Linked DNA regions of Homo sapiens: regions 2 and 3 are each linked to region 1. Evidence: read pairs that join two places in POLR2A ChIA-PET (ENCODE). Cell type or tissue: HepG2. All regions are shown on one strand. Each heading gives the region's core, and the rest is flanking DNA. Links, peaks and the distances in the headings are about the cores only.

The links. Peaks named below come from ENCODE experiments on the same cell type or tissue, not always from the same donor. Only the 100,000 strongest peaks of a DNase experiment are listed, where the experiment ranks them.
Region 2: POLR2A ChIA-PET joins it to region 1 with 12 read pairs; 1 of 35 experiments calls an interaction of 5 or more read pairs at or near these places.
Region 3: POLR2A ChIA-PET joins it to region 1 with 5 read pairs; 2 of 35 experiments call an interaction of 5 or more read pairs at or near these places.

What each region holds. Positions count from the first base shown.
Region 1 is chr16:87,702,285-87,708,282 of GRCh38, reverse strand. KLHDC4 (kelch domain containing 4) reads left to right here. Exons shown (of 12, transcript NM_017566.4): 12 at 208-471. Among named protein-coding and RNA genes, the nearest start is that of KLHDC4, 61 kb to the left of the region's middle. RefSeq lists enhancers at 2,441-3,048, 3,049-3,658, 4,308-5,507, 5,543-5,792 and a silencer at 5,913-5,972. In HepG2, for the core only: a CTCF peak has its summit at 1,029; DNase peaks (open chromatin) are centred at 1,692 and 2,132.
Region 2 is chr16:87,533,339-87,541,335 of GRCh38, reverse strand. It overlaps LOC124903748 (a long non-coding RNA gene), which reads right to left and starts at 2,434. Exons shown (of 2, transcript XR_007065170.1): 1 at 1,985-2,434; 2 at 1-73. RefSeq lists a silencer at 1,116-1,347. In HepG2, for the core only: no CTCF peak of the experiment used is centred there; DNase peaks (open chromatin) are centred at 4,401 and 4,835; H3K4me3 peaks cover 2,036 bases.
Region 3 is chr16:87,468,253-87,476,249 of GRCh38, reverse strand. All of the region lies in intron 1 of ZCCHC14 (zinc finger CCHC-type containing 14), which reads left to right. Among named protein-coding and RNA genes, the nearest start is that of ZCCHC14, 21 kb to the left of the region's middle. RefSeq lists enhancers at 4,191-5,148, 5,834-6,418, 6,419-7,004. In HepG2, for the core only: a CTCF peak has its summit at 4,315; a DNase peak (open chromatin) is centred at 4,449; H3K4me3 peaks cover 1,022 bases.

The sequences.
Region 1 (5,998 bases), core at 1-4,000:
GGATGCTTATTGGAATTCAGCTTTGTAAATTTTTTAAAAACGTTGGTGTGTGGAGTAATTTGGGCAGCTTGCTAATGAGTGCCGTGTGCCTGTGGGCTCTTTGATGAGGTCTTCCCTGAAAACCCGGTGTTCTCTCTACCCCTCCTGCACGGGCCTCCCCCTCGGCTGAATGTGTTTCTCTCTCATTCCTTCCTCCTTGCGTATCAGAAGAGCCCCTGCCAGGGGCGCCTGGCAAGTGCTGTGCCCACGTCCGCCCAGGACCCAGCCGTGTTGAGTGAAGCTCTTGGGGCCAGCGTGCGTCCTGACGCACAGGAGAGAGCTGAAGGTGGGTGGCCCAGGCCAGGGTGTGAACTTTCTCCCATGGTTTAGTCTCTGACGCGGCACTGGGCCGGAAGTTCAACTGAGTGCAGTGCAGGTGGATTCCCTCAGCAGCCTGTGTGTTGTGTGAAATAAATTGGACTTGAAACAAGACCACCGCGGAGGGTGTCTTCTGTGTGGCCCTAGGCACACCGCAGTCTTCCCGGGGCCTCTGCCCCGGGCCAGGGCTGGGCCTAGGGCGAGACCACCCCACACTGGAGGGTGGAACCTTGGACACGAAGGACCCTCGAGAAGCAGGTTTCTGTGCCCGAAACCCCGGAATATGCTGTGCTTTGTGAGCCTTTCCTTCTGCAAAACCAGAAGAGGGCCCTGACTGCCCATCCATATTCACACTTGGGATCAGCCTCTGATGCCTGAAACTGAAAAGCAGACCAGGGCCAGTGCACACCTTCCCGGTTCTCATTCACGTGAAGCACCGCTGGCTGGCTGCACACGGGGGTCTCGTGGTGGGGGCTCCTCGTGTGCAGCGGCCTCACTCCTGGGAGCCACCTGCCGCCGCGTGGTCTCTGGGAGGCTGTGGTGGGACCATCCCTGTCCCTGTCCCAGTCGGGTTTAGGGTTTAGGATTAGCATTTGCAAAGCGACAGGAAGGGAGGCTGGAGGGCGAGGGCTCCCAACGTCCCCACATGGCTGCCACCAGGTGTCCCCATCCAGCTCCTCCTGGCTTCAGCGCTGCGGCCTCCTTGCCCCCGAAGGCTGTGGTGCGCTAACTCCCAACCTAGGCCTGCTCCAGTCCAAGACTGAAGGCCAATTCGGATTTGCATAATTGGGGTCAAAAGTTGAGCATTGAAACCACACCTGGTGCAGTTTTTGTGTATCTTAAATATTTTGAACAGTGGGAATATAGGATCCTTAGTTTTCTATAACGGGGCTGATGACATATTCACTATGGTCCCATTTCTTATCTGGGAGTTGAAAACAAGGGTGGTGGGGAGACTTCCCTCCTGGCGGAGCCGGTGCTGGGCGGGTGGAAGCACCGCTGGGAGAGGGCTAGAAGCTGACTTGGTGGCGAGCCCCTGTGAGCACCTCCCCGCTCCCTTGGCCTCTTCATCCTTACGGCTCCAGGTGGGCCCAGGAAAACCCAGGTCACCTTGGGGCGATGGCTTGAGAAGTGTCGCCTCTCAGGATCATCTCAGGGGCACTCGGCCAGCTCTTGCACAGCAGGGCACGTGCTGAGCTCCCTGGTGCAGCCGGGTGTTCAGGAGGCCTCGGTGGGTGGCACTTGAACTGGCCCCAAGGGCCCCGCCCACTGCCATCGGTGTGACCTCACTTCAGGCTTCCATTGTCACTTGACACTTGATGGGAATGCTGATCAGAAAGGGGAAGGCTCTGGGCACTGCCTCTTCCCTGGTGGGGACACCTGTCTGGTGCGTCTGGATGTGGGTGGCAGTGCTGACAGGAGTGAGGCTGCAGGTGCCGCCCCCCTCGAGGGCTGCAGCTTGTGTTTGCGTTGTGCCGGCCCCCTCCGCCGACCCCCCTGGAGGCTGCAGCTTGTGTTGTGTTGTGCCGACCAACCCCCCCACGCCGACCCCCCCAAGGGCTGCAGCTTGTGTTTGCATTGCGCCAACTTCCCCCTCTCCGAGGGCTGCAGCTTGTGTTTGGGTTGTGCCAGCTCACCCCCCTCCCCGCCACCGACCCCCTCAAGGGCTGCAGCTTGTGTTTGCATTGCGCTGACCCCCCCCCGAGGGCTGCAGCTTGTGTTTGCATTACGCTGACCCCCCCCCGAGGGCTGCAGCTTGTGTTTGCATTACGCTGACCCCCCCGCGAGGGCTGCAGCTTGTGTTTGCTTTTGCGCCGGCAGCCCGCCCGCCCCCCGCAAGGGCTACAGCTTGTGTTTGCGTTCCGCCGACCCCTCCTCCCCTCAGGCTGCAGGTTGTGTTGCCTTGTGCCAACCCCCTGAGAGCTGCAGCTTGTGTTTGTGTTGCACCGACCCCGCACAGGGCTGCAGCTTGTGTTGCGTTGCGCCGGCTTTGGCGGCCGGTCTGGGCACTTTGTCTGAGTGCTGGGCAATCAAGGTCCTTTCCTCACACTCTCAGCTAAGCTGGTTGGAAGAGGCTCGGACAGGGTTGAGAAGCCAGAGCGCAGGCAGCAGCGCCCCCGCCCCCGCCCCCGCCCAGGCCCTGCCCGGCTCTGCGGCTCCAGCCCTTGTCCAGAAGATGGACGCCATTGTGTGGCCGGTTCTTTCTTCCCTCCTGCTCTTGGAGGAAGAAGAGGAAATATCTTGTTGGCTTTCAATGTAGTTGTCTGTTATGAGAGACAGTTTTTCTTTCAGAGGAGCTTGTAACTGATTAGGTGGGATTCCAAGGAAAAAGAGACTTTTGAATCAACCCAGTTGAAAGAAAGATGACAGCAGCCCTGAGGAAGAAACTTCTTGTACACTTTCTTACACAGAAAGCATTTTGCTTTTGTTGCTAAAGATTTGGTTTGAATGAAAGATGCTGATCAGAACCAATGGGGATCAGATAGACAAGCTCCCAGCATGGAGTGGCTGTCACGGCCGTGATGAAAACAGGGCCCCTTCAGTGTGGAACCGTGGGAGACGCGGAACACAACACAGGGTGGTGGATTCCTGGGCGGAGCTCTGCCTGCCCCACGGGCCTGTGGTCTGCTCTGTCTGCCGGGGCCCAGTTTACCGAACTACTTGGTGGCCAGATAGCCACCGTAGGGCGTGAGCGGCCGGCACGAAAGCCCAGGGCCTCTGTCTCCCGGGAGCTGCTGGCGCGGCGCGGCTGGGACACGCCGTACTCGGTGCCACGTTCTTGCCCAGTTCCTCGCTGTGGTGAGCTGCTGGCTGTTAGGAAGCCTTTCCCTCGGCTGCGGCCCTCCCACACGGCCCCCAGACCCCTGACTGCAGGGTGGGCGGGCGTACCAGGGGAGGCACTCTGGCCGGCCCGCTTGGCAGCAGGGCCACAGCTCCTCCTCGCAGGGCTTTGTGGGATTTTAAAGGATGAATCGTCTTGTTCTCCATGCTCCCCCTGCCGCCCATGCGCGCCATGCTCTGTGTGAGGATGAATTGGAGGGACTGGCCATGAGCGGTGGCTTTTTTCGTGTTTGGGGTCGGGAGGGTGTTGGGTGGAATGAACATCAAGGGAACCACCCATTGAGCTTAGAAATTCTTGCCAGGCAGTTGGTTTGTGTTTGTGTTTAGATGAGAGCAGTGTTGATTGCAGTTTGACATCTGATTTTTTTTTTAATTGAGTTGGTACAAGCAGGATGTCATTGGCTAGGTGACAAAGTCACTGGGGGACCAAATACCAAGATGCCCGTTGGTGAGAGAGACCCTCCCCAGGACCCTCCCCAGGCGCCTCCTTCTCCGTGACGTTCAGGACCCTCCCCAGGCGCCTCCTTCCCCGTGACGTTCAGGACCCCTCCCCAGGGCCCTCCCCAGGCGCCTCCTTCCCCGTGACGTTCAGGACCCTCCCCAGGCGCCTCCTTCCCTGTCATGTTCAGGACCCTCCCCAGGCGCCTCCTTCCCCGTGACGTTCAGGACCCTCCCCAGGCGCCTCCTTCCCTGTCATGTTCAGGACCCTCCCCAGGCGCCTCCTTCCCTGTGACATTCAAGACCCTCCCCAGGGCCCTCCCCAGGCGCCTCCTTCCCCGTGTGGTTCAGGACCCTCCCCAGGCGCCTCCTTCCCCGTGACGTTCAGGACCCTCCCCAGGGCTCTCCACAGGCGCCTCCTTCCACGTGTCGTTCAGGTGACGAGGCGAGACCCCGCGCTGGACGTGGCACTCGGGTGTTGGAGTGAGGTGGCGGCGCCGTGTGCTTGATGGTTTCCATCAGAGAAGAGTCAGCCTTCCTCCAGAAGGAGCGGGGGATGGTGGTTCCCCAGCCCGGAAGGAAAAGGAGCCGAGCTCTAGCTGTGATCACGGCCTCAGCCTGCCTGCCTTTGTGCATGGAAGGAACTTGCTAGTGACCGCTGCTCTCCTGGGCAGTGTAAGAGTGTTGTGTGGAGGCCGGGGGCGCTGGAGGCCAGTCTCGTTTTCATAGCCCAGATGGCTCCCGGCGCAGGTTGCAGTCACCTCCATTACTCTTTCACGAGAGAGCTGCAGCAATGCCATCTGGGGCCTGGCCACACCTGGTCACTGGTGTCCCGAGGCACACAAGCAGTCCCTGCCGGAAGCTGACACACTGTCATGGCCAAGGGCCACAGTGCAGGTACCACGGTGACCCGGCTTCCCTGAGTCCAGCTCACGCCCGTTTTCCTTGTCTCAACCTTCAGAGCCCTTCCAAGCCCCCACTGGCTGCAGCCCACCCAGGGGACCCACCTTTAGAGGCTGGACTCAGGCTTCACTGAGGGGTGAGAAGCGCAGGTTTACAAAGCTCTGGCTGGGAAGAAATTGAGTAACCACTCCCTGAGAAACAAACGGAGACGTTTAATTACATGAACGCACACATTTTAAAAACCGCCTGTGCACTCCCGGAGGGCAGAGCCTGCCTCTCTGGTTATTTTTGTGTCCTCCATTCACTTACAGGCTGTGACAAACCCTGTGCCCACGCTGCCTCCACTGCCGGGAGACTCAGGGCTGGGGGAGACATGCCCTGGTCACCACTGCGGAGACTCAGGGCTGGGGGAGACATGCCCTGGCCACCAGTGGTGAGCCAGCGAGACAGGACCCCACGCGCGCTGACCCGGGGACGCCATGGAACTCACTCGCGATTCCTGCACGCGCGCTGACCCGGGGACGCCATGGAACTCACTCGCGATTCCTGCTCACAGCACGTTTCCTGCTCGAAAACCAGGAGAGCCTCCACGTGCCGACTAGCTCTGTCCACACATCCATTGCGCAGCTCTGCAGCGGAAGGACCTTCAGTAAAGACGCTGGTTTGTAACGAGAGAAGCGTTCCAAAGTGTCACACGACATTGTTTATTACTAAAAGGAGCAGAATTTCTTTTTAATCTTGACAGTGTTGTTTTCGTAACAGTATGATTTAAACTGTTACATTCATTTAGGAAAACTTTTTTTCATTTCATAAGTAATCAAGCTATCTTTCCAGCTTAAAAGCAAAGAAAAAAGGCTCAGGGTAACTTTTTAAACCACTTCATCAATAAGAAAAGTTCTCTCTGTCATTGCACGGCGTGATTGTACACAGTATTAGCAAGCAGTTCACATGCGCCAGGGCCGACTTGGAAGGAAACACAGGTTAACACTGTTTCCTGTCCGAGTTCACAGAGATGTTTGCAGCAGGCTCAGTTGCTTTGGCAGCTGGAGCGAGGGTGCCTCTTCCGCGTGGCTCCCCTGAGCAGAGAGGCCCCTGTGGTTTTTTTCTCCGCCGGGCTCTGGGGACAGGGTTTCTGTGGAAATGGCAAATGGTGCAGATGAGCAGAGTCCTGCTAGAGAGGTCAGCTCAGCGTCCAGGAGGGGGCGCCTGCCCCCGAGGAGGCCACGGACATGCCTGGGAAGTTGCTGCCGGAGAAGTGTGCTCTGATGTGGCTACATTTGGGGACGCGGGCTCCCCAGAGGCCCAAGCGAGAAAGCCGGGGGTTCCCAGGCTGGGGGTGCAGGACGGGCCAGGCACTGCCCTGCAGGGCCCGCCCCCCTGCCCCTGCACCCTCACACCCATCTTCCTCTCTCAGCCTGACCCCAGGGCCTGGGAGCCCCCGGCAGACCGGCCCTCCTTG
Region 2 (7,997 bases), core at 2,472-6,471, 170 kb after region 1:
AGAGCCTGGCGCTCCTGCCACATCCCCATTGCCATGGCAACGGCAGACACAATGGTTTCTGTGGAGTTCGGATCTATAAATAATTTCTAGATTAGTCTTGGCGAGGTGGATGGGGTGGGCACCGAGGGGAGGTTCCTGGTGGCCGGCGGGACGGGCCACTGTCCACAGGCCATGCCAGGCCTGGGGCAGCGAGGTCACAGCCTCCTGGGTCAGATGCTGTGCCCTGGCCAGTCGGCAGGAGTGGCCTCGGCAGGCTCCGCAGCAGTTTCTGCCCCAGAGACCATGCGTGGGACAGTTCCATCTCATCTGTGAGTCCCGGACATGTGTGGACCCAGGTTGGCTGCACAGGACCCAGGGTGGCTGGGTAGAGGGCTGTAAAAAAATCCCTGCTGCTGATCTGGGGACTGAGGGAGGCTCAGGGGTGGGAGTTGATCACCACCGTTTCTAGGCACTCACGAGGGCCCTGTTCAGTGTCTCGGCGTTGCTGGGTAGACCCTGGTGGGGTGACAACAGGATCTGAGTGTTTGGACTCCATTCTCTCTGCTTCCTCTGTCCACGTTTTAGGGATGCCCTATTCAATGAGCCCTCTCTCTCTCTTCCTTTTTTTTTTTTTCTTTTTCTAGCAGTGTTTCCAGGGAAGGGCTCATATTCCCCACACTAGGGGCTGAGAGGGTGGATGCTTCTGGGTAAATCATTTGAAAATCAAGCAGATCCAACACCTTTGCTGTCTCTGATTAGAGTGAGCTCGCTGGGAGGGGCCCCCAAAGGGCCCCTGAATGGCTACGTGCTGCATGGCGTTAGGAGTGAGGGGCATGACCCTGACACCGGGAGGGCAGGCGTGTGAGCAAGTGCAGCCTACGGGGAGGCAATTTAACCACAGCCCCGGCACTGACAACGGCAAATCCTCTTGCGCAGCAGTTCTCCTCCGAGGATTCTTCCTGAGTGAGGCACTGGCATAGGGGCACAAAGGCATATATGTGCCAAAGGCATGACCCACGCCATGCGTTGATTACAGCAGAGACTGAGAGCAGCCTCATGCCTGTTGGTGGAGAGGAGTGGAGAAGGACAGCCTACTCCCCATGCACTGAGAGCTCTTGTGCAGTCAGCAAAAAGCGTGGTGGCTCCATCCATGTGGACACAGAACAGCTTTCAAGAGAAATAAGAAGGGCTGGAAGTGGCAGCTCACGCCTGTAATTCCAGCACTTTGGGAGGCTGAGGCGGGCAGATCACCTGAGGTCAGGAGTTAGAGACAAGCCCAGCCAACGTGACAAAACCCTGTCTCTACTAAAAATACAAAAATTAGCTGGGTGTGGTGATGGGCACCTGTAATCCCAGCTACTTGGGTGGCTGAGACACGAGAATTGCTTGAACCCGGGAGGTGGAGGTTTGCAGTGAGCCGAGCTTGTGCCACTGCACTCCAGCCTGGAAGGCAGAACAAGACTCTGTCTCAAAAACAAAAAAAAAAAAAAGAGACAGAGAGAGAAATAAGAAGAACCAGAGGCACCCAGCGCATGGGCTGCTACTGTCTGTGTAGGAGGCCGAGTAATGTATCACACATGCACACCTAAGTGTGCATACACATATGTGTGCACGAGCACATATGCACACACATAGCTAGAAAAAGGGGCTCTGGGACCCTGAAGATTTGGGGTGGAAGGAAGCTTACTTTTCAGGACATCCTTTCCTGTACTGTTTGGTTGTGGTTGTTTAACCATTTGTGTATGTTAATTTTTCAATTAAAAATAGTTGAGCAAGGTGTGGTAGCATGCACCTGTCATCCTAGCTACTCAAGAAGCTGAGGTGGGAGGACTGCTTGAGCCCAGGGGCTTGGGTCTAGCCTGGGCAACATAGCCAGACCCCATCTCCAAAAAGAGTTTTAAAAATAGGTGAGTGGAAGTTTGGAGAAGAAGGAAGGAAGAGGAAAGGAGGCAGGAGGAAGAGAGAGAAAGGTGTACCCCGCACCGCGGAGGCAGCAGGTCCTCACCTGAATCTGTCTCCCCGTTTCCCAGCTGCGTGGCTGTGGACAAGTCACTCGGCCTCCCTGCGACACCACTTTCCTGCCTGTGAAATGGACTCACGGATAAACCAATCTCACCAAGTTGTTGCCAGGATCAAATAAGTCAAAAATGAGAAAGGATTTAGGAAACTGCAACGGGCATTTTCCCTTGAAAATGGCCCCTGGCTCTTGCACACGCACGTGTGCCAAACAGCTCAGATAATGATTTTCATTTATTCTAATCCTCAGGCTGCCTGAGCTGGGCTTCAGGGGTACGCTGTGGGAAGATCTGAGCACACAGGCCCCGCCGGGGTTCAGATCTGGAGACCCAGCAAGGGCTAATAAAACACAAACTAAATATTCCTCTGGCCTCCCCCACGGAGTGTTTTTCTCTGATTCCGGATCGGCCCTTGGGCTGTTAGAAAACATCTTCTGGGGACAAAGGGCAAGCGGTGAATTTGTGTCCCCTACAGAGAGGAGGGCTGGAGTTGTGGTTCTCTAAGAAGCCACGTGAACCAGAAGCAGCTCTCAGGGGCGGCGGCGTCTGCCCTCAGCCACGCTGGAGTCCACCCCAACTGGCAAGTGGAGAAAAGGAAGGAAAAAATGAGTCAAAAGGAATGGGAAACTGTGTTGCTCACATTTATGAAATGAATGTAGGTCTCCAACATATGCTCTGGCCTGGAGCATTGCTGTCTCTGCGTTAGTAGCTGGGCATGGCTGTGTTGACAGTGGCGGAGGAGAACTCACAGCAGTGGTGAACGTCAAATGTCAAATGTCATTAGAAACCAAGAAGGGGGCAGATTTAAAAAGAAAAAAAGCAGGGAATGCATTCCACCTTTAAACAGAAGGCTTGGGCAGGGTATGAAGCTCGAATCTCATACTTCAAAATGTTTTTGCATCTTGAGGAAACCGTACAGGAACTTGACTGTGAGGAGCTATAGGGCTGCCTGGTCATTTGGATGTGGCCATGTTCACATAAACACTCAGTGCTCGTCAGCTGGAGTTTTGGATTCAGGGAGATGGAAACAATTTAGACTTGGGGGTGTTTGAGGTCAGCGGTTATAAGTGAGTCTCAGGGTTTTTCCCACAGTTGATGAAAACAGTTTCTTTGACATCAAAAATACATATCTATTTTGAAACAGGGTCTTGCTCTGTCCCCCAGGCTGGAGTGCAGAGGTGCAATCATTACTTACTGGCATCTCCAACTTCTGGGCTCAAGGGATCCTCCTGCCTCAGCCTCCTGAGTAGCTGGGACCACAGGCGCATACCATTTCCCCTGGCTTATTTTTAAATTTTTTGTAGAGATGGGATCTCACTCTGTTGCCCAGGCTGGAATGCAGTGGCATTTTCTCAGCTCACTGCAGCCTCTGCGTCTGGGTTCAAGCAATTCTCCTGTCTCAGCCTCCCAAGTAGCTGGGATTACAGGTGTGTGCCACCACATCCAATTTTTTTTTTTTTTTTTTGCATTTTTAGTAGAGACAGGGTTTCACCATGTTGGCCAGGCTGGTCTGAAACTTCTGACCTCAAGTGATCCACCCGCCTTGGCCTCCCAAAGTGCTGGGATCACAGGTGTGACCCACCGTGCCTGGCCTCTATATATTTTTAATGTAGCCATTGGGCTCCTTCACCAGGGCTGATCCAGTTAATCTGGGACGAGGCTCAGGAAGCTCCATTTTAAGAGTAACACAAGTGACGGGGATGCATGCCAATGTCAGAGAACCCCAGGCTGGAATAGGGGGACCCCAAACCCCAAAGGGCATGCAGGACAATCCTCTGGAAGTGTGGGAGAAAGCTATTATGACTTCAGCTTCAATTTATCTCATCCTTTTACATTTTCTCTTTTCTCATTTTATAATGTGCATGAAAGTCAGCTGCAGAGCCCAAATGTATGTTTTATAAATAATGATGATAAAAACCAACCCCTGCACTGCCGCTGTGCCACAGCCCTGTTCTAAGCCTTGTAAGCATATTCACTCATTTACTCCTCAGGACTCTGGGAGATATTATTACCCTCTGCTATGAATTGTGTGCCCCTAAAATTCATATGTTGAAGCCCTCACCCCCAGTATGACTGTTTGGAATAAGGAAGTGATTAAAGTTTGCCGAGGCCGTGAGGGCAAGACCCAGATAAGGTAGGGATTAGTATCTGTATTAGCATGTTATCACACTGTTATAAAGAAATATCCAAGACTGGGTAATTTATAAAGGAAAGAGGTTTAATTGACTCACAGTTCCACATGGTTGTGGATGCCTCAGGAAACTTACAATCACGGAGGAAGGCGAAGAGGAAGCAAGGATCTTCTTCACAAGGCGGTAGGAGAGAGAAGAGCAAGAGAGAGCAGGGAAAACTGCCTTATAAAACCACCAGATCTCGTGAGAACTCCCACTGTCACAAGAACAACACGCGGGAAACCACCCACATGATCCAATCACGTCCCACCCAGTCCCTCCCTCAACACTTGGGGATTAAATTCAAGATGAGATTTGGGTGAGGACACGGAGCCAAGCCATATCGGTATCCTTGAGGCAGGAGAATAGCGTCTGGAGGCAGGGAACCTAAGGCTCTTTCACGCTGATTTCCTAGAACTAAATTGAAAGGAGAGCCCTAACTTTCCACATCTAAATAACAAAAGGACCAGAGGCTACCCCTTTGCAAACCCCTACCTTTTCTGCCAGGCAGATGGGAAATTGAAAGTACCTCTGATTGATCGCTTTTTGCAACCAATCAGACGTTTGTATTGGAATGTAACTTTGTAACTTCACTTCAGCCTCTGATTGTGTGCTTTCCACAACCAATCAGATGTTTGCATAGGAGTGTGAGCTTTGTAACTTCACTTGACCAATCAGACCGATTGCAGGCCGCCACTTCATTTACATGGGGTGAACACCAAGTGGCCACTGGGAAACCTCTAGGGGGTATTTGGACCCGAGAAGATACAGTATCTGGGGCCCTTGAGCCCCTATGCCGGGGCTTACTTTCACCCTGTGGAGTGTACTTTCATTTTCAATAAATCTTTGCTCTTGTTGCTTCATTCCTTTCTTGATTTGTTTGCACATTTTGTCCATTTATTTGTTCAAGATGCCAAGAACCTGGACACTTTCCACCGGTAACATTCTCATCAGAGGGACATCAGAGCACATTCTCTCTCTCTCTCTCTCCCTCCCTCCCTCTATGCCACGTAAGGACCTAGGAAAAGGTGGCCAACTACAAGGCAGAAGAAAGCTTCATCAGAACCTGACCCTGTTGGCTCCCTGATCTTGGACTTCCGTCTCTGGAACTGTGAAGTCTAAACCACTCAGTCTATGGCATCTGTGTTATGGCAGCAGGAGCTGAGACATCCTGCATCGTGCAGATGAGGAAACAGAGGTGCAGAGAGGTGAAGCAGATTGGCCGAGGTAGAACAATGAGAAGGCAGGAGAGCTGGGATTTGAATTGAGGTAGTTTGGCTGCCGGTCCAGGCTTTTAATCATGTATTTGGGGCATGCTCCTTTAAAACTAGCAAACAAAAACTCCTAGAGGAATGTGTTTGAAGAAGTCTGGAAACGCCTGGGTTGGAAGGAAAGGGTGTGAGAGTCTATGGTAGACAGAATAGTGACCCCCAAAGATGTCCATATCTTAACCCCCAGAACTTGTGGATATCTACCTTGCCAAGAAAATTACCAAGTAATTTACCTTACTTGGCCGAAGAAACTTTGCAGATGTGGTTTACAAATCTTGAGCTCGGGGGGCTGGTTATCTGGGATTATCCTGGTGGCCCCAATGTCATCACAGGGATCCTGGTGACAGGGAGGCAGAAGTCAGCAAGGAGAGAAGATGCCATCCTGCTGGCTTGGAAGACAGAGGAGGGGCCATGAGCCAAGGAATGCAGGCAGCCTCTAGGAACTGCAGAAGGCAAGCAGACAGATTCTCCCCTGGAGTGTCCAGAAGGAGCAGGCCCGTTTCAGACTTCAGAACTCCTGAACTTTAAGATAATAAATGTGTCCTGTTTTAAGCCACTAGTTTGTGGTAATTTGTTGCAACAATGATAGGGGAAAAATGCAGATTTGGAGGGCAGATGACTAGGGGGATGATGTGGTTGGGGGGAAAGTGATTCTCGGTTTGGAGCTGAAGTAAGGTGGCCTGTATACAGGTTCCTTTGTAATGTGACTTAGCAAATCTGCAAAGGGCTTTGTGATATTGTGATATAATAAGAAATATATATTTGGTCTCCATCCTGGTTCCGGACACAGAGCTCCTAAAATCCTCAGAATTCCCTGAGCAATAAGGGTGGGAAGATCATCTTCGGTTATTCATAATGACAACTCTCTTCGTCCGTTTGTGTTGCCGTAAAGGAATACTTGAGGCTGGATAATTTATATAGAAAAGAGGTTTATTTGGCTCACAGTTCTGCAGGCTGTATGGGAAGCAGGGCACCAGCATCTGCATCTGGTGAGGACCTCGGGAAGCATCCACTCAGGGCAGAAGGTGAAAAGGAGCAGGTGTCATGTGGAGAGGAGAGAGGCAAGCGGGGGAAGCTGCCAGGCTTTTTAAACTATCAGTTCTCTCAGGAACTGCTAGAGCGAGAGCTCTCGAGAACTCACTCATTACTGCATGGACGGCACCAAGACATTCATGAGGCATCCACCCCCATGACCCAAACACCCCCCAACCAGGCTCCAGTCCCAACACTGGGGTCAAAGTTCAATATGAGATTTGGAGGGGACAAATATCCAAACCATTATTAGTAACTACATCTGAGTTTACGCTAATGAGGTGACTCTTGGAGGATGGGGGCTGGTTGCCAGAGGAGGGTTAGAACTTCAGTCCCCCTGCTCCCCAACCCCAACCTCCAGGGAGGGGAGAGGGGCTGGAGATCGACTTAATCCTCAATGGCTGATGATGTCATCAATCATACCTGTCTAATGAGGTCTCCAAAACACCTGTCAATGACTGGAAGGGGGTTTCAAAGAGCTTCTGGGTGGGGTTAGTGAACACATCAAGGTGCAGGGAGGGCAGTGCACCTGGAGAGGGCATGGAAGCTCTGCACCCCTCCTGCGCCTCCCCTACTTACCCCGTCTATTCCACCCCGTCCATCCCACCCTGTCCATGACTTGGCTGTTCCTGAGTCATATCCTTTGTAATAAACCAGTAAAAATAAGCAAAGTGTTTCCCTGAGTTCTGTAAGTCATTCTTGCCAACTTTTTGTTTGTTTGTTTGAGGCAAAGTCTTGCTCTGTCACCCAGGCTGGAGTGCAGTGGCTCCATCTTGGCTCACTGCAGCCTCTGCCTCCCAGGTTCAAGCAATTCTCCTGCCTCAGTCTCCTGAGTAGCTGGCACAACAGGCATGCACCACCATGCCTGGCTAATTTTTGTATTTTTAGTAGAGATGGGGTTTCACCATGTTGGCCAGGCTGATCTTAAACTCCTGACCTCATGTGATCTGCCTGTTTCAGCCTCTCAAAGTGCTGGAATTACAGGCATGAGCCACTGTGCCCAGTTTTGCCAATTATTGAATCTGAGGAGGGGGTCATGGGAACCCCTAAATCAGCTATAAATCATAGCTGATCAGTCTGGAGGGAGGCCCAGACTCTCAGTTGGCATCTGAAGTGGAGGCCGTCCTGTGGGACTGAGTCCCTAAATCATGGGATCTGATGCTAACTCCAGGTAGTGTTGGAACTGAGTTGAACTGTAAGACACCCAACTATTTCAGAAAGTTGGAAGATTTGTTGGTGTGGGGAACCCCTACGCTGCCATTTGTTGTCAGAAGCAAAATGTTGCATATAGAAGAAATATTTTTTCCTTTCTAAGCTTTGACAAATATATAGAATGTGGCAAAAGCAATGTTGTGTGACTTCAGAACCTCAGTCCCAAGAGAACATGCTGTTACCACTCTCAGCCTTGATGGAATGCTGTGAAGATATCCAGGCTGCCTATGGGAGGATGAGCGGCCATGTGGAGCAGAGGAGCTCTATCTGAGCAGAGCCAGCAACCAGCATGACCACCAGGCCTGTGAGAGAAGCTT
Region 3 (7,997 bases), core at 2,472-6,471, 230 kb after region 1:
ACCATATCCTTTCAGTCTGGCAAACTCACTTTAGTATTTTCGGGAGTGTAGGTGTGCTGGCAAGAAAGGCTCTTAGTTTTCTTTTATCAGAACATGTTTTGCTTTCACCCGTGCTATTGAAGTATGTTTGCACTGGACGTGAGGTCCTTTGTTGGCAGCTTTCTTCTACTGGGACTTTGAGAGAAGTCGAGACCCTGTCTCTCCTCCAGGGCTCTGCTGTTGGCTGCTCCCCTGTGCTCACAAGTTGTTTTTCTCCAGCTGGCTTTAAGATGGACTGTCTTTGGTATTTGAGCAGCCTGACTGTGATGTGTCCAAGTGTTTATTGAATTTATCTTATTTGGTGTCCTGAACTTACTAGATCTGTAAATTTATGCCTTCTGCCAGCTGTGGGAAATTTTCAGCCATAATTTCTCCAAAATGTTTTTCTGCCTCAATCTCTCTCTCCTTATGGGACTCCAGCTCTAGGTATGTTAAACTGTGTGATATTGTCCCTGAAGCTTTGTTTGATTGTTTTCCTTTCAGATCTTTTTCTCTCTCTGTTCTTTGGGTTGGATACTTTTTATTGATCCATCTTCAGATTCACTGAGTCTTCTGTTACCTCCAGTCTGCTGTTAAAGCTCGTCCACAGGATTTTTCTTCGTTTAGAAATAGCATTTTTTAGTTCTGGAATTTCCTTTTTTTTTTTTTTTTTTTTTTTAAGACAGAGTCTTGCTCTGCCACCCAGGCTGGAGTACAGTGGCACACTCTCGGCTCACTGCAACCTCCGACTCCTGGGTTCAAGCGATTCTCCTGTTTCAACCTCCCAAGTAGCTGGGATTACAGGCGCCCACCACCACACTCAGGTAATTTTTTTATTTTTTTGTAGAGACAGGGTTTTGCCATGTTGGCCAGGCTAGTCTCGAACTTCTGACCTCAGGTGATCCGCCTGCCTTGGCCTCCCTAAGTGCTGAGATTACAGGCGTGAGCCACTGCACCTGGCCCTGGAATTTCCATTTTTTAAGAAATGTTCTCTTTCTCTCTTGAGACCCGTTTGGCTTGTCCAGCCTAAGTCCCTTTGCCTTTCTGTTCCTGAGCCCCGTTGTAAGGGCTACTGAGTCCTGCCTGTGCTGGCAGCATGGGTGTGTCCTGTGCCTGGTCTCCAGAGCTAACTCTTTCCTCTTTGTACAGGTTATATTTTTGTTTCTTTCCATGTCTAGTAATTGTGGATTGCTTCTTGGATTTTGTGAGTGATCTGTTGTAGAAACTCTGGACTTCGTTCTATCCTCCTGAAGATTGATGATGCTTTGTTTTAGCAGGCAGTCAGTTTGGCTGGACTCAAACTCCAGATACTCTTCCTGTGTTATCAGCAGCTAATATCTCTGCTCAGTTGCTGTAGTGTGACCTTGCTGTCCTGGACCTGCCCCGTGCCTGCCTGTTGCAGGGCTCACACAGAGTTGATGTGCAGAGCGTGCTGTCCCCTCCCAGGGTGCTCTCCCTTCCAGGGTTTCTCCTGTCGCTTTCCAGCTGCGATCATCTACCAGAATTCCCCTCTCTGGTTTTTCAGGTGAGACTGTGGGGCTCTCTGTGAGCTTTAGCTGCCCCCCTTCTCTGAGGAGGACCAGGTTCTGCCCCAGGACAAGAAACCCGTGCAGTGCTCAGCTCGCTCTGGGCACAGGCTCCCTCCAGTTTCTGCTTGTCTTGGTCCTGTTCAGTTTGTTTTTTTATGCTTTGTCCAGAGTTTATAGTTATCTGCAAGAGGATTGGTCCAACGTCTCAGCCATTACTGAAGGTAGAACCACCTGTTTTATATACTCCAGGGGTTGCAGAAATAAATACGAACCATGTGTTCTAGGAAGAATTCACTCTCCCTGAGGAAGGGAGGCTGTGAAGGGGGGTTTTATACTAACTGGAACATGTGCTGTTAAAAGGATGAGGTGCTGTGCGGAGAGAAGGCTAGCATGGCCCAGTGCCTTGAAGTTCATGGGTCCATTTGGAGGATGTCAGTGGAATGGTTGTCTACATGCTCTAGCCCCTGGTGGCGGTCAGCCACGGGAAGGAGAGTCAGGCGTGTGGTGAACTTGCCAGAGAAGCAGGCCTGGGCTAGGCTTCACCTGTAGGTGTGAAGTTCAGTTGGGCAGATACCAGGTGCCTAGGGGATGAGGGTCTGGTCATAGCTGCAGTGGGAGGTAAATCTGAAACTTTTTGGCCTAAATGTCTTCTGTGATCAATCCAGGTGAGCCCTTTCTGGTCTGATCTTTTGTTGCATGGCTGACAGTAAGAGATGGGGACCCTGGCTCTGAAGCAGCGATGCCTTGTTCATAATAGGGTGTCCCAAGAAGACTCCTGGAATAGAGTTTGTGGTGCCTGCAGAAACAAAGCCTGCTAGCCGATTTTACTGACACTTTCTGGACCTTGGATGCACTCTTGTTTTGAACCAGGGGTTTCTCGCTCCTGGCCTCTTCAAGTCCTGTTCTTTCCCATCCTAGATGCCTAAGTGTTCTGAAACCGAACCTATACTGTGGCTGGTATCCCCAAAGCACTGTAAAGCAGCCACTTGAACGTGCTCACTGCTTTGAATGGTCCATCTCAGGGAGCTGAATATTATAGTGGGAACCAAAATGGTCATGATAACGCAGTTTAGTTATTGTGATTAGACATTTAGCCAGCTTCTCTAAGAAAACCCCAGTATTTAAGCATATTCCTGGCCAAATATTCACAATAACAATATTGTGTGTATTATGTACTTAACGTCAAAAGTCCTGAAGATGGGCCGGGCACGGTGGCTCACGCCTGTAATCCCAGCACTTTGGGAGGCCAAGGCAGGTGGATCACCTAAGGTCAGGAGTTTGAGACCAGCCTGGCCAACATGGTGGAACCCTGTCTCTGGTAATAATACAAAAATTAGCTGGGTGTGGTGGCGCCTGCCTGTTATCCCAGCTACTCAGGAGGCTGAGACAGGAGAATCGCTTGAACCCAGGAGGCGGAGGTTGCAGTGAGCTGAGATCGTACCGTTGCACTCCAGCCTGGGGAAAAAGAGCGAAACTCCATCTCCAAAAAAAAAAAAAAGTCCTGTAGATAAAGATAACCTCAGGGAATGTCTCATCTGCCATCCTCTTGGATGTGGCATCAGTGGAGTTAGATTGCATCTATGCCTGCAATGGAGAGGGTGCTGGCTGCAGCCTCTGCCCCTGAAGCTGTTGCAGCTCACTGTTTCTAACATTACGAGTGTCACATCATTTAAATTTTTTCTTACACTGGGTGCAGTGGTTCATGCCTGTAATCCCACTCACCACTTTTGGGAGGCTGAGTTGGGAGGATCTCTTAAGGCCAGTAGTGCAAGACCAGCCTGGGCAACATAGGGAGACCCCCATCTGTACAAAAAATAAAAACAATTAGCCGGGCGCTGTGGTACACGCCTGTAGTCGCAGCTGCTCAGGAGGCTGAGGTGGGAGATGGCACTGAGCTGTGGTTGTGCCACTGCACTCCAGCCTGGGCAACAGAGCGAGCCCCTATCTCAAAGATAAAAAATAAAAAGTGCATTTTTCTTGAGGGGGAAGGAACCATCATGGTGGCCGTATTGCTTTACTTTCTGATGGTGTCGTCTTCAGAGATTGTTGAGATTGGGTTGTTGGTTCCCACGTGGCCATGTCCTGTCAGTGTTGCTTCTGTGTGTTCCCTCGCTGTCACCTGTTGCTCCTAAGTGCTGACTTTGTACCTTTTTCGAGCAGCCTCTGATTGGTTTCTCCCCGACCCGGCCCGCGCCACAGCGGTGCTGCTGGTGGTCTGCTCTGTGGGGCCGTGTTGAGAGAGAAGCTCTGAGGGAGAGGCTTTGCATGCGTGCCTCGGTGCACGGTGCCAGCCTGGATCCCTGTGGCTGTGGAATGGGCGCTTGCTGTTTGCCAGGCTCCATCCTGAGAGCCATGCTTGGTGGACTGGCTACTTCAATCCTTGCACCAACCCTCGGAAGTCAATATGGTGGCTGTCCCCACTTTACAGATGGGGACACAGGCTTGGAAATGCCACATCACTTGTGTCGCACGACTAGTGATGGGGGCGGCCCTCCCGAGGGTCTGACTGTAGGGCCGGCATTTGGCATCACTACAGGAGGTTGACACTTTCACTATTATGTTTACTCCTCCTACTTCAGTTCCACCCCTACCCCCAGCCCAGTTTTATTGACACTTGCACTTGTCTGTGCAAGCATTTTCTCTCCTGTTGCATAAAGTTGTTTTTTTTAGTGGAGGGTAGTAGTTGCTCAGAAGCACTGGAAGACAGCAGTGGTCAGAGCCCGGTCAGCAGTGAAGGTCAGCGCCATTGCCGGCCTCCGACCCTAGTGGTGAGTAGGTCGCTGCTGGACAGGAGGGCAAGGAGGGGCTAGGAAGGCAGAAATGAGTTGTTGCTCATGAGTACAAGCAAGATGCTGGTGTTCTCTCTGAAGTCAATACATCCGTTAAGATGCCCTTTGAACCCTGTTTTATGGGATTACAGGACTAGGAAGTATGTCTTTAGCCTCCCTAGGGCTCTCGACTTTAGACTCCCTCTGTTTCTACAGGCAGTGTCTGGAACAGGGATTCTGGGTGTGTTGGAGGCTGACTGTAGGGAAGCCCTACCCCAGAGGTCCCATGTGGTTGGCCCCTGGTGGGATGTCTTGGCACCTGGAGGCCTGGAAGCCCCCGCGGGTGGGCAGTTGGGGCCGGTGTTCCTAGAGGAGGCCGTGCTGCCCTGTGGCTATTTGTGAAAGAGATTTGCATCTGGTCACTCTGGGAGCTGGTCTAGTTAAGTACTGGGTTCCCTTTGCTGAGATTTTAAGCAGTAATCTTTTTTCTCTCTTTCTCTTTTTGATGAGTAGAGCTCTAGGTTAAGAAATATTAAAAGGAATGTTTTTACATGGAAAATGTTTTTTTGGTTAGCGTTGGCTTTCACTTGGTCTAAGTCAGCAAATAGCTTTCACTCTTAAACTGTCTGTCTTCTTGTTCTGGTTTTTAGAGACACGTAATGACTATTTTAGCAAAATGCTTACAAATCTATTTTGTTTTTATGTTTTATGTTTTTTACGTTAACTTAAAAGTATTTAACAGACGTTACTCCTTCCTGTATAGAGGTAGGTTAATTGGAAAACAAATTGAAAACACTATTTTTTCATAGTCATGTTTACTGTATTTTGTTTGTGGGGGTAGACACTTTGAAGTTCATGTTAACCCCTGATGTGCCCGGCCCTCGAGATATGTGTGGAAGGAAAGTGTGGTTATGGTTTTAGAAGCTTGCTTTTTCTATACTTTTCATATCATTCACATCTTGTAGGGAGGTATTTATATTTAGACTTAATATCTGTAACTTTTTTAAATTCTAGAAGTAGTGATTGTTCCTCACAGAAAAATTGGAAAACAGAAAAATAAAATAAAAATTACCCAGAGATAAATGCTAGTAATATTTCGGTGTACCTTTGTCTTTTCTCAGTGCCTGTTTGCACACAACTGATGTACGTTCTGCCCATTTTCACATTATCTGTGAGCATCCTGCATGCCTTTTAAGACTGCATAATATTCAGTCATCTGGACATACACATTTAGCGACCTATTTCAATAGTAATCTGTTGCTGGGATGTTTATGTTGTTTGTTTTTCTTTTTGCTCAAGCTGAGATAAATCTCCTTACACACAAACCTTTGACTACATCGCTGATTGACTGTATCCTAACAGCAGACTCCTCCCAGTGGGATTAGTGGGTGAAAAGCTACAGATGGGAAAAAAGCTCATCACATCCTGCCTCCTTGCTGTCCAGACAGTGGCCCCAGGTTACACTCAGCTGAGGACGAGGCCACCCCCTGCAGCTTTATGAGCATTTGACTCCTGAGAACATTTTAACTGTAGTCCAAGTAATTAAATAATTATTCAAGCTGTCATGTGCTTGTTTTCATTATTTATTTATTTATTTATTTATTTGAGTTGGGGTGTCGTGCTGTCTCCCAGGTTGGAGTGCGGTGATGCAATCATAGCTCATTGCAGCCTCAACTTCCCAGGTTCAAGCGATCCCCCCACCTCAGCCTCCTGAGCAGCTAGGTACAGGCACACACCACCACACTCGGGTAATTTCTAAATTGTGGTAGAGATGTAGTCTCACTATGTTGCCCAGGCTGGTCTTGAACTCCTGACCTCAGGAGTTCCACCTGTCTAAGCCTCCCAAAGTGCTGGGATTACAGGTGTGAACCACTGCTCCTGGCCCCAGGCTGGTTTTGAACTACTGGGCTCAAGCGATCCTCCTGCCTCAGCCCCCCAAAGTGCTGGGATTGCAGGCGTGAGCCACTGTGCCTGGCAAGTGCACTGGTTTTAGAACAGACGATCACATGTCGTGGTAAAGTCTCTACTTGAGAAGATAGGCCCTGGCCCCCAGTGCAGGGAACACGGAGCTGGGGTGGCTGTGGGTGGCTCTGTCCTCATCCCCAGTGCTTCTGGGGGTGTGCTGCCCACAGGGGTGCAGCAGATGCTGTAGACACAGGGAGCCCTGCCTTCCGGGAGGCCCAGTTGCCGGTGCCCCTCCTGGATCCTCCCAGAGCTCCGAGTCTCTGTGACAGCACTGAAGCAATTTAATTGTCCTCCAGCCACACCGCAAGCACCACAATAATAACAGCAACTAACATTTTGAATGCTAACATTTTTCCAGTTCACAGTACTAGAAATGCATTTTACTGAATTCTCACAAAAGCCTTAGGTAGGTGCCATTATTTCCATCCCATAGTGGACGAAACAGGGGCTGCCCTGTGTGGACCCAGCACTGGCCGCCGAGACGGCTCCTGACCGCTGTGCTCCGCTCGCCTCCTTGGATTTAATGTGCACAAATCACAGACCTCTGTAGTTACAGGACCTAAAGTCTGCACTTGATTCTGCTCCCTACTGGCCAGATGACCTTGGGGAAGGCATTTAGGAACTGACATTCAGTTTTTCTTGTTTTTAACATGGAGATAATTTGATCTGTGTACGTCACGTACTGCAGGGATCAGATGGATGATCTCATATGGCTGCATAATGGATACTTGGGAAGAACTGTACAAAAGGTGGTTATAGCCGGGTGCATTGTCTCATGCCTGTGGTCCCAGCTACTCGGGAGGCTGAGGCAGGAGGATGACTTGAGCCTGGCAATTTGAGACCAGCCTGGGCAACATAGACCATGTCTCCAAAAAAACAGACAAAAATGCTAGTACTTTTTGTTCTTTTATTCTCCATGGTCTCTCACAATGTGTCTTGACATCGTAGGCATTCCATTGGCACCTGGCTTTTTAAACTGACCGTATTCTTTTTAAAGATGTCTAGACCTGGCTTTCTCAGCCTGCGTCGTTTGCCAGCTCCCAGGTATTCCACATGCAGACGCAGTACTCAATATTAGGGAAAATAAACTGTATCAGGGAGGGCCTCTCAGCCTTGGCACTCCTGAGGCCTGCGGGCAGGTACTTCCTTGCTCTGGAGCTGTCCTGGGCTCTGCAGGATGTTTAACAGCATCGCTGGTCTCCGTTGGCTGCATGCCACGAGAATCCCCACCCCAGTTCACAGAAAATGTTTTCAGCTGTGGCCAGATGTCCCCTGGGGACAAAATTTCCCCCAGTTGAGAACCACTAGGTTAGGGAATAATAAGACTTTATAAGTTAAGTTAGGAAAAACATCTAACAGTGTGCTAAAAAACGGGGGAAGGGGTTTGAACCTGAGGCAGTAGATGATAAGGAACTGTTTGTAGGTTAAGCCTGGCATGGTGGCATGCGCCTCCTGTAGTCCCAGCTTCTCTGGAGGCTGAAGTGGAGGACCACTTTTTTTTTTTTTGACTATGTAATTAAGGGTATCATTTATTGTAATATAAGAACATATTCTAAAACAGCTGAATGAACATGCACAACACAATGTGATGACACATACTCTCCTGAATTTATGTAATTTTTCCTTAAGATATCTCTTAATGAGCAATATTATTTTTAAAATGTTAAATAAAATCCTTACCATTGGCCAGTGGGATACTGAATACCACTATTTAAGG